Regions from separate parts of the Mus musculus genome. Here regions 1 and 3 are each linked to region 2. The links are chromatin loops, found by intact Hi-C in ENCODE. Cell type or tissue: heart. All regions are shown on one strand.

What was found. Peaks named below come from ENCODE experiments on the same cell type or tissue, not always from the same donor. Only the 100,000 strongest peaks of a DNase experiment are listed, where the experiment ranks them.
Region 1: it touches region 2 in a loop (9-fold over the local background); 6 of 42 quality-filtered maps call a loop at or near these places.
Region 3: a loop joins it to region 2, with 2.8 times the contacts of the local background. A loop is called at or near these places in 7 of 42 quality-filtered maps.

Annotation. Positions count from the first base shown.
Region 1 is chr6:89,338,284-89,340,783 of GRCm38, reverse strand. Plxna1 (plexin A1) reads left to right here. Exons shown (of 32, transcript NM_008881.2): 9 at 147-261. Among named protein-coding and RNA genes, the nearest start is that of Gm40415, 22 kb to the left of the region's middle. In heart, a CTCF peak has its summit at 1,201; DNase peaks (open chromatin) are centred at 1,113 and 1,863; H3K27ac peaks cover 1,002 bases.
Region 2 is chr6:89,552,181-89,554,680 of GRCm38, reverse strand. All of the region lies in intron 4 of Chchd6 (coiled-coil-helix-coiled-coil-helix domain containing 6), which reads left to right. Among named protein-coding and RNA genes, the nearest start is that of Chchd6, 42 kb to the left of the region's middle. In heart, no CTCF peak of the experiment used is centred here; a DNase peak (open chromatin) is centred at 1,190; H3K27me3 peaks cover 307 bases.
Region 3 is chr6:89,343,775-89,346,274 of GRCm38, reverse strand. Plxna1 (plexin A1) reads left to right here. Exons shown (of 32, transcript NM_008881.2): 4 at 2,166-2,306. Among named protein-coding and RNA genes, the nearest start is that of Gm40415, 16 kb to the left of the region's middle. In heart, a CTCF peak has its summit at 1,326; DNase peaks (open chromatin) are centred at 559 and 1,184; H3K4me3 peaks cover 888 bases; H3K27ac peaks cover 2,499 bases.

The DNA.
Region 1 (2,500 bases), 210 kb after region 2:
GGTCTGGTGACCTTCTCTCAGCCAGGGGCAGCCATTGCAAAGGCCCTGAGGTGACGACACTTCAAGGAGAAGCAGCACATTAGGTCCTCGTGGTGGAAGCACAAGCTGAAACTCCCTAGGCCTAACTGTCTCATTTCTCCCTGCAGCTGCCTGGCATGTGTCAACGGCTCCTTCCCCTGCCATTGGTGCAAATACCGCCATGTTTGCACCAACAATGCGGCTGACTGCGCCTTTCTGGAAGGCCGAGTCAACATGTCTGAGGTAAGGCTGGATAAGTAGCCTGAAGGCTTCAGAAGTACCAGTGAGCCTCAGGGTATCACCCAACAATACCCATGGGTGCCTAGGGTGCCAGTTGTATACTATGAGGTGTGACTAAGGTGGAGACATCTTCCTGAATGTCATAGCCTGAGGCCAAACTGGGACCATTTGCTGGTGGCCATGGGTGTCCTTTGTAGTCCTTAGGAGACAGAGGCCCTGTAATAGCTTGTGCCAGGGCAGCCTGAGCAGCACGTTTCATAATAGTTCTTTTCCCAGACAGGGAGGGAAGTTACCAGTGGTGCTGTGGGGGTTTCTGAAGCTCCACATGGTAATTGCTGCTGTGTCTGACTGTATGAGTGGAAAGCCACTTCTCCTGGAACCTATGACATCCTGGGCATACAGGATGGGAAGTGGGGACAGGGTCCTAGGGTCCATGTTGGTGTGGAGCAGGACCTAAGTCAGGACCCATTCATTTCATTATGAATACTATGCTGAGTTTGGGAAGGGGAAGCCGTGAATTCTGTTACTTGGGTCTGTGGGAGCTGCAGCCAGACTGGACTTATCTGAAAAACTTGGCAGAAGGTCATATGTGAGTGGGGCCCCATGAGCTGCCCTCCTCTGTCCCTCCTTCCTATACCCTCCCACCATTCTGCTGCTTCCTGGTCTCATGTCTACTAGACAAGGTGGCAGTAAAATACAAGACCCTGAACCTAATGGTGAGGGGAGCTGTGACAGTGGGTGGAGCCGGGACACAGTGGGGGTGAGGGGGTGTTTCTAGGAGGGTAGCAGTTGGAGAACTGGATCACAGTATCTAGGGTAGGAAGTAAGGAGCCAAGTCAGGGGCCTTGGGACCTGGCCAGGGCTGGCCTGAGGCCACTTCCAGAGGCCTGTGCAGTGCCCTGGAGACAGCAGTATGCTAGTAGAAGGCAGGGGAGACCCCTGTTGGTGGTTCCTGAAGCCAAGGCAGTCCAGGTTTCTTCTCTGGTGTCCCTCTAATCCTGCTCTGAGTAGCCCATCGCCTCTAGGAAGTTTTATTAACAGAGGACTCCCCCTGGAGTGGTAACCTACTCAGGTTCTCATACCCAAGCAGCCATAGTATTCTGGGTGGGATGGGCAGCATAGAGCCTGGTTTGTCTGCACAGGGCTAGCGTCAGGGAAGGGACTTTTGGAGAACGAGTTGATCCCATGTGTGCATACTCTTCTTTAGTTGCAGCTTTGTATGGAAGGTCACCAGTGTTATATAGCAATAGACATAGCATATACAGTGGCAGGCAGCACACCCCATCTCCCTGCCTCTGGCTCTGGGGGACCTCATGCAGATTCAGACGTTCTAACCCAAGATCCTTTTCTGTGCCCAGAATACTGGCTCGAAGATGCAGAAAGACCTGTAAGCGCTCACCTTGCCACCCTGTACTCGGGGGCTTGCGGAACAGGTCGTGAGATAGGCAGCCGGCATGGGGTGCTAGGCCCTAGAAGGAACCTCACAGAAACCTGGTCATCAGAGCTCACGCTGACAGTCCGGGAACCTGGCATGTCCTAGTAGTTCCACATTCTGACCTTGCTGTAGGGGTGGAGAGTGGCCTTCCCAGTGGTCTGGTGGATCTTACTCTTGGCTTCTCTCCCTCGCTAAGCCCTAGGATGACCTTGAGTTCCCACTAGGGAAGTAGACTTGTCTGCATGAGGGAGAGGGCTGTGGGTCAGATGACTAGGAGCTGACCAGAGTCCGAAAACATCCCCTTGTCTTGACTACTTCCAGGTTGGTCCTGGAGTGAAGGCATAATCAGGAGCCCTTAGGCAGGGACACTGGTTCCACTCCACAGTGTTTGCAGTGTCTCCCAGGCATGCCTTGGGCTGCTGAGAAACAAGGAAATAGTTAGACCTTTCAGGGCTGCTGATCCCTGAACCAATAGACCCCAAAGACTCTGTGACCTCCTCTTAGCAGGGTCTGAGGTATAAGTGTCTGGTGGGATTAATTCAGCTTGACCCTGTGTGCCCCAAGGGTCCCACTCAGCCTGGCCTATGAGTTCTAGAATCTATAATTAGAAGATGTGCTGCTGGGCTTGGATAGGATACAGGAGGCTAGGTGAGGTGGAAGCTACACCGGAGGCCCAAGCAGGTCTTCCATCCAGGATGTGGCTGCTGGACTGAGCTGGGAAGACAGTGTTGGGTTAGTGGAGCAGGCAGGAGGATTTGCTAGGCTCCATTCAGCCATGTCTGCCCTCAGTCTGCTGCAGTCACCCAA
Region 2 (2,500 bases):
AAAGTTGTGATGATCAGACAGGACACTGATTGTCTTGGAGGACTGAGTAGATAGGCAGGATATTGACTGGGAGCCCAGCAGCACAGTGAGTGACACAAGTAGAAAGACCCAGCACCCTTTTCCATAGCTCGGTGGTCTGGGCTCGTAGGGTTTCCAGCCTCAGCATGTGTGGCTTCCAGGTGGTTGCTCCAGCTCTCCCTGATGGGGAGGGGGGCCTGGTGAGATCACGGCCAGTTTAAAAGCAAGAACAGAACTGAGCACACCATTTCTAGACATGTCCTGTTGGCTGGACGGTCCTGTGGCCTCTCTCAGCTATAAGCTGTTTAGGAATTGTGTCTAACTGTCGTCAAGCTGAAGCTCTGTCACAGTGGAGGAGGGAGGCATGGCTGTTGGGGACAGATGGAAATTCTCACTCTCTGCTGTTGCCTCCTCACTGCCCCACCCTCAGTGACTCCCACATTCATCTTGTTCTGAACTCTGTGTGGCTTCTGTTCTCTAGGAGCCATTAGGAACTGTGCTGGCCACGGTGACGAATACTTGAGAGATACAGTTGAAAGGGAGGTACCGCTTGCTTGGGCTCATGGTTTCAGAACTCTCTGCTCATAGCTGGCTATATTTCTGGCAGTGAGGAGGCAGGTGGAAGGACATGGCAAAGCTAAGTTGCTCATCTCATCCTGGCTAGGAAGCAAAGGGAGGCAGAGGGGCCCCGGACATTGACGTATACTAGGTCTGTGCAACCCTTTACCAGACATACTCGATCTGGGTTCCTATCTTCCTCTCGGGAGCACCTCTTGTGTCCACAGTGAGCCACTTCCTATGGCCATGGAAAGTATTTTCTAAGAAGTTCATGTCCTGAAATCTCTGGAAGGAGCAGCATAGAAGGGCATTTGGAATTGGTGTGCCTACTCCATGAATTTCCTTTCCTGTACTGCCATAGGGCAGGTGTGAGCAGGGAAGCTGCTGTCTGCTCTTGGGAAAAGTTGGGAAGGAGGACAGACTCATAAACTGACTTCTTTCTGCTTTTCACTCTGACTCCTGGGTAACTGTTTTCTCAAAAGTTTGGCTTATTGCACAGCTTGGGAGAATCCCACTGAATCTTGGGAATGAGGTCACACTGCTGTACATCCACCCCCAACCTCTCTCGGGTCTGGCCCCTCTCTGTCGTGCTTATTGAGCAGAGTCCACTAGGTGGCAGTCCTGGGCCACTTGTTGGTGGGGACGATTGAAATGCTGCAAAAGACCCAGTGGGATGGAGAGCAAGGGTCCTCTTGCCCAAATGCCTTTTAGTGGGTCTGTAACTGCTGATTCTAGAGACACTGAACCTGGTTAGGAAGCCAGAGATGCCTTTTCTTCTGGCAGACTCTCCACCTCTCTCCTAGCCTTTGATTTTGCTAACTCTACTCTCCTGTTGTGGCTGCCCTAGGCTTGCTGCAGTTCAAGAGACCAAGTGGTGCCCCTGAGAATCAGAGAAGGAGATCTTCCAGCCCCTGTAATGCACTGGCTGGAGGATGGGCTCCCTCTTCTTGCTGTGGTTTGCTTCTTTCCGAGGATGTTGCTGGTGGCAGCTTGGCTTGAGTCCAGAGCAATAGAGGCACAGTTGGGCTTAGATGGGGGGGCAGGGTGAGAAATGCTGAGGTTTGAGGAGGGATGGTCTGGGTCATTCCCTTATCAACCATAGGTTACTGTTTTCTCAGGCTGTGTAGTCCAGGCTGCTCATAGCCTAATGCCTCAAATTAGGGTGGGATTAAGGGTGGCTCTGTGGACTTTGTCCTCAGACAGATGGTTAGGAGACAGAGGGTTCCTTGCACCATCTTCTCTAAGAGCTGGTGACATCCTTCAAGCGCCTTTTCTTGGCGTCTTTGCACAAAACAAGCAGATTCTGACTTTCTTGTAGGCGGATGGACTGCCAGTTTTGGCAGCAAGGGAGATTTTTTTTTCAAGGCCCGGAGAAGACATGGAGGGAACTCAGCTAACCTAGCGGTGACTTGAACTGTGGTGAATAGCCATTAGGTTAAAGGATCCTAATGCTGGCTCCCAGTACAGCCACTGCTGCTCATTTCTCTGAAGAAGCCAGGGTCTAGTGGCAAGAGTCCTATTCTTCTGTGTCCTTCTGGAGAGTCTCCAGGAGGATGACATGGCAAGATCATCTGTGACATTCCTATGAGCATGCTGTAGCTGGCCTGCATGCCTACCATAGCTCTGGCTTGCCCTGAATTGGTTGCTGCCAACTCCACAGCAGGGTGGGGTCTCATGTAAATATGGAAGGTCTCTGTAGGGATGTCTTTCTCAGAGAGCTGGTCCTAGCCATATTCTTCTCGGTTTCTTGGCAGCCACTCCAAGACACTGATCAGCTGCCCCCACCTGTTTTGGCCTTAATGCCTTTGTTGCTTCCTAGTAGTTGCTCAGAGCCTTCATGACTGTCCTTTAGGTAGTAGTGGGTGAAAAGAGAGCTCTGGGTTTTGTCCTCCTGTCTTGCAAGCTCTTGTACTACAGTGGTCTC
Region 3 (2,500 bases), 210 kb after region 2:
ACAAAGGTCCTGTCAGGCCTGAGCATGGCTTGGCTCAATGCAGAGTACTGCAACACACTCATGTCTATAACCTCCCTGATGCCCACAATTCCCCTAGCTGAGGAATGGTATCCACGCTCTGCCAGTGGTCCCTCCCTGGAGTTAGCCTCTACTGGGCTGTGTCCCTAGGACCTGGTTGTGCATGTGGACCATTGCTGGGCAGGTGGATGGACAGCTGAACTCACAAGCCCCCAACTGCAGCTGTTGAGACCACCTGTCCCAGTCAATTAAGCTGGCAGGCTGGGGGCAGGGCCTCCTGAGCCTGGATGGCCTGTGATCCTTTCCTTATGGACTCTGCTCTCTGCTCTGGCCTGTCCTTTTCCTGCATACCTGGAGCTAGTGTGTCTACCCAGTCTGGGAAGGGTGGTGGCAGGCAAGATAGGGCTGGGGGTTACATGGTCATTGTGGCAGGAGGAAACTCCCCTGGTCTCTGTCCAGGGCACCCTGTATGCAAGGCTACCACCCAGGAGTGACGAGGATGGGATCTTTCTGGGATGTGGATGTGGGTGAAGCCTAGGGTGTGGGGGAGTAGAGTCATGGCTGTGGTCTTGGAGGCTTGTAAGACATTGGTCTAGAGTTCTCGGTCCCCTGCCCACTGAACAGGCTTGTTTCCTGGCACCTGTCTCAGGCAAGCTTTTCTGTCTCTGTCACCGTGGGGGGAGGTGGAAGCATGATTCATTCCCATTTCAGGAGTAGGAAAACAGATACATCTAAGCCAATTTTGGCCTAGGTGGTGTGAGTCCAGCCTTGTCTCTGGCTGCATGCTCCCCACTTAATACAGCAGTGTAAGCCAGCCTGCTATGATCTGCTCTAGCAGTCATCCAGGACCTGACTCCCTCCCCTGCTCTGGCATAGCTGGGCTAGATAGGTTTAGGTTAAGGTTAGTGTCCTTGCCAGCCCCTGGGGTATTGGGCTGCTGTGGGCCCCTTCTGTCTCAGCTAGCTGTTCCTGCTTGTCCGTCCAGAGGCCGGAGGAATAAAGTTTGGGCAACTATTAGTCCAGCCCCTTCAGGCCTCCCAGGACCTCCCCACTTACCCAGCTCTTCCGGGTCTGGTTTGACTTAAGCCTGTCTTGGTGGAGCGGCAGCTGAGCGGATGTGGGGGGTGGCCCAGGCTCTCAGGAATGTGACCCTCCCCCTCTCTCCCAGCTAGCAGTCTCTTGGCCCAGAGACACAGGCCCCACCCTGGCTGGCCCCTCGCCCAGCTCCTGACAGAGCTAGCCTATGGCAGGGTGCTGGTTTTTGCTGCCCTTGCTGCCCCCAGGTCTGCTCTGCCCCCTTACTGTGGGGTACAAAGGAGGCCAAGCTCACTCCAGCCTTGTACCCAGAAGTAGAGAGGTAGGCCAGATGGGTTAGAAGCTGGAGGTAGCTGTGCCTTAGCTGCACAGTGGGTAGAAGCAAGCTGCAGGTCCTGTGCCAGGAGACTGTGCCTGGGCCCAGCTGAGCTAGGCAGACGCGCCCCATGAGTCCCATCTTGAAAGCCCCCATGGGTCTCTCTGTTAATTAAATACATTTGTTTGGTAAAAGCAACTAAAAATACTTGCAGCACCAAGGCTGCAGGAGAGGATCAGGCTAATTAGCGCCTGGCTTGTTTGGGATCTGAACTATATTTCCGTGCTGATGAGGTCCCCTTCTCCCTGCCACTTTCTTGCTGGGGTATCCCTCATCCCAAGACACCAAGGCCAGCCTTGGCCTCTCTGTGTGTGAGCCCCTGGTCTTGTTCCTCGACTATACCGATCACAAGGTCTCCTCCTGCCCTCTTACCTCAAACTTGCTTTCTTTCACAAGCCTCATGGTGGCCCATGAAAGAGGTTCCTGCCTGCCAGGTTCCCTGCAGCTTGATGGTAGGCACTGGAGCCCACGTGTACCCTACCACTGAGTTTTGGTGTCTGGATTGGTAAAGGAACCAAGGCACACCCACCTGTCCAGTATGTCTTGTCCTATCTCTGTCTTTGGGATGACTTGGGTCAGGGACAGTGAACTGGGTCAGCCTTGACTCATTCTGAATCAGCCTGGTTCTTTGGTGGAAAGGTGCTTGTTAGAGGGCTTGGACCCTTTGCATCGGGTAAGGTGGGTCTAGGATAGTGTGTCGTGGACCTGCCTCATTGAGCACCCTTTGCTACTACAGATTCTGGTGGACCTTGCAAACCCCAGCGGCAGGCCGGCCCTGGCTTATGAAAGTGTGGTGGCTCAGGAGGGCAACCCTATCCTGCGTGACCTGGTCCTCAGCCCCAACCGCCAGTACCTCTATGCTATGACGGAGAAGCAGGTGGGTGCTGCTGGCTGATTGGCATGAGCTTTTAGGGTGACTGGGGTGGGATCCCCAGTCAGAGATCCCAGTCAAAGGAACCTGAGGAATGGCTTGCCTGGAGTCAAGAGGCTGCTTTCCCCCATGGAGGTGTCCTGTTGGCTCTAATACCTGACATGACACTCTACAGACAGATGAGTGGGCCTGCTAAGAGG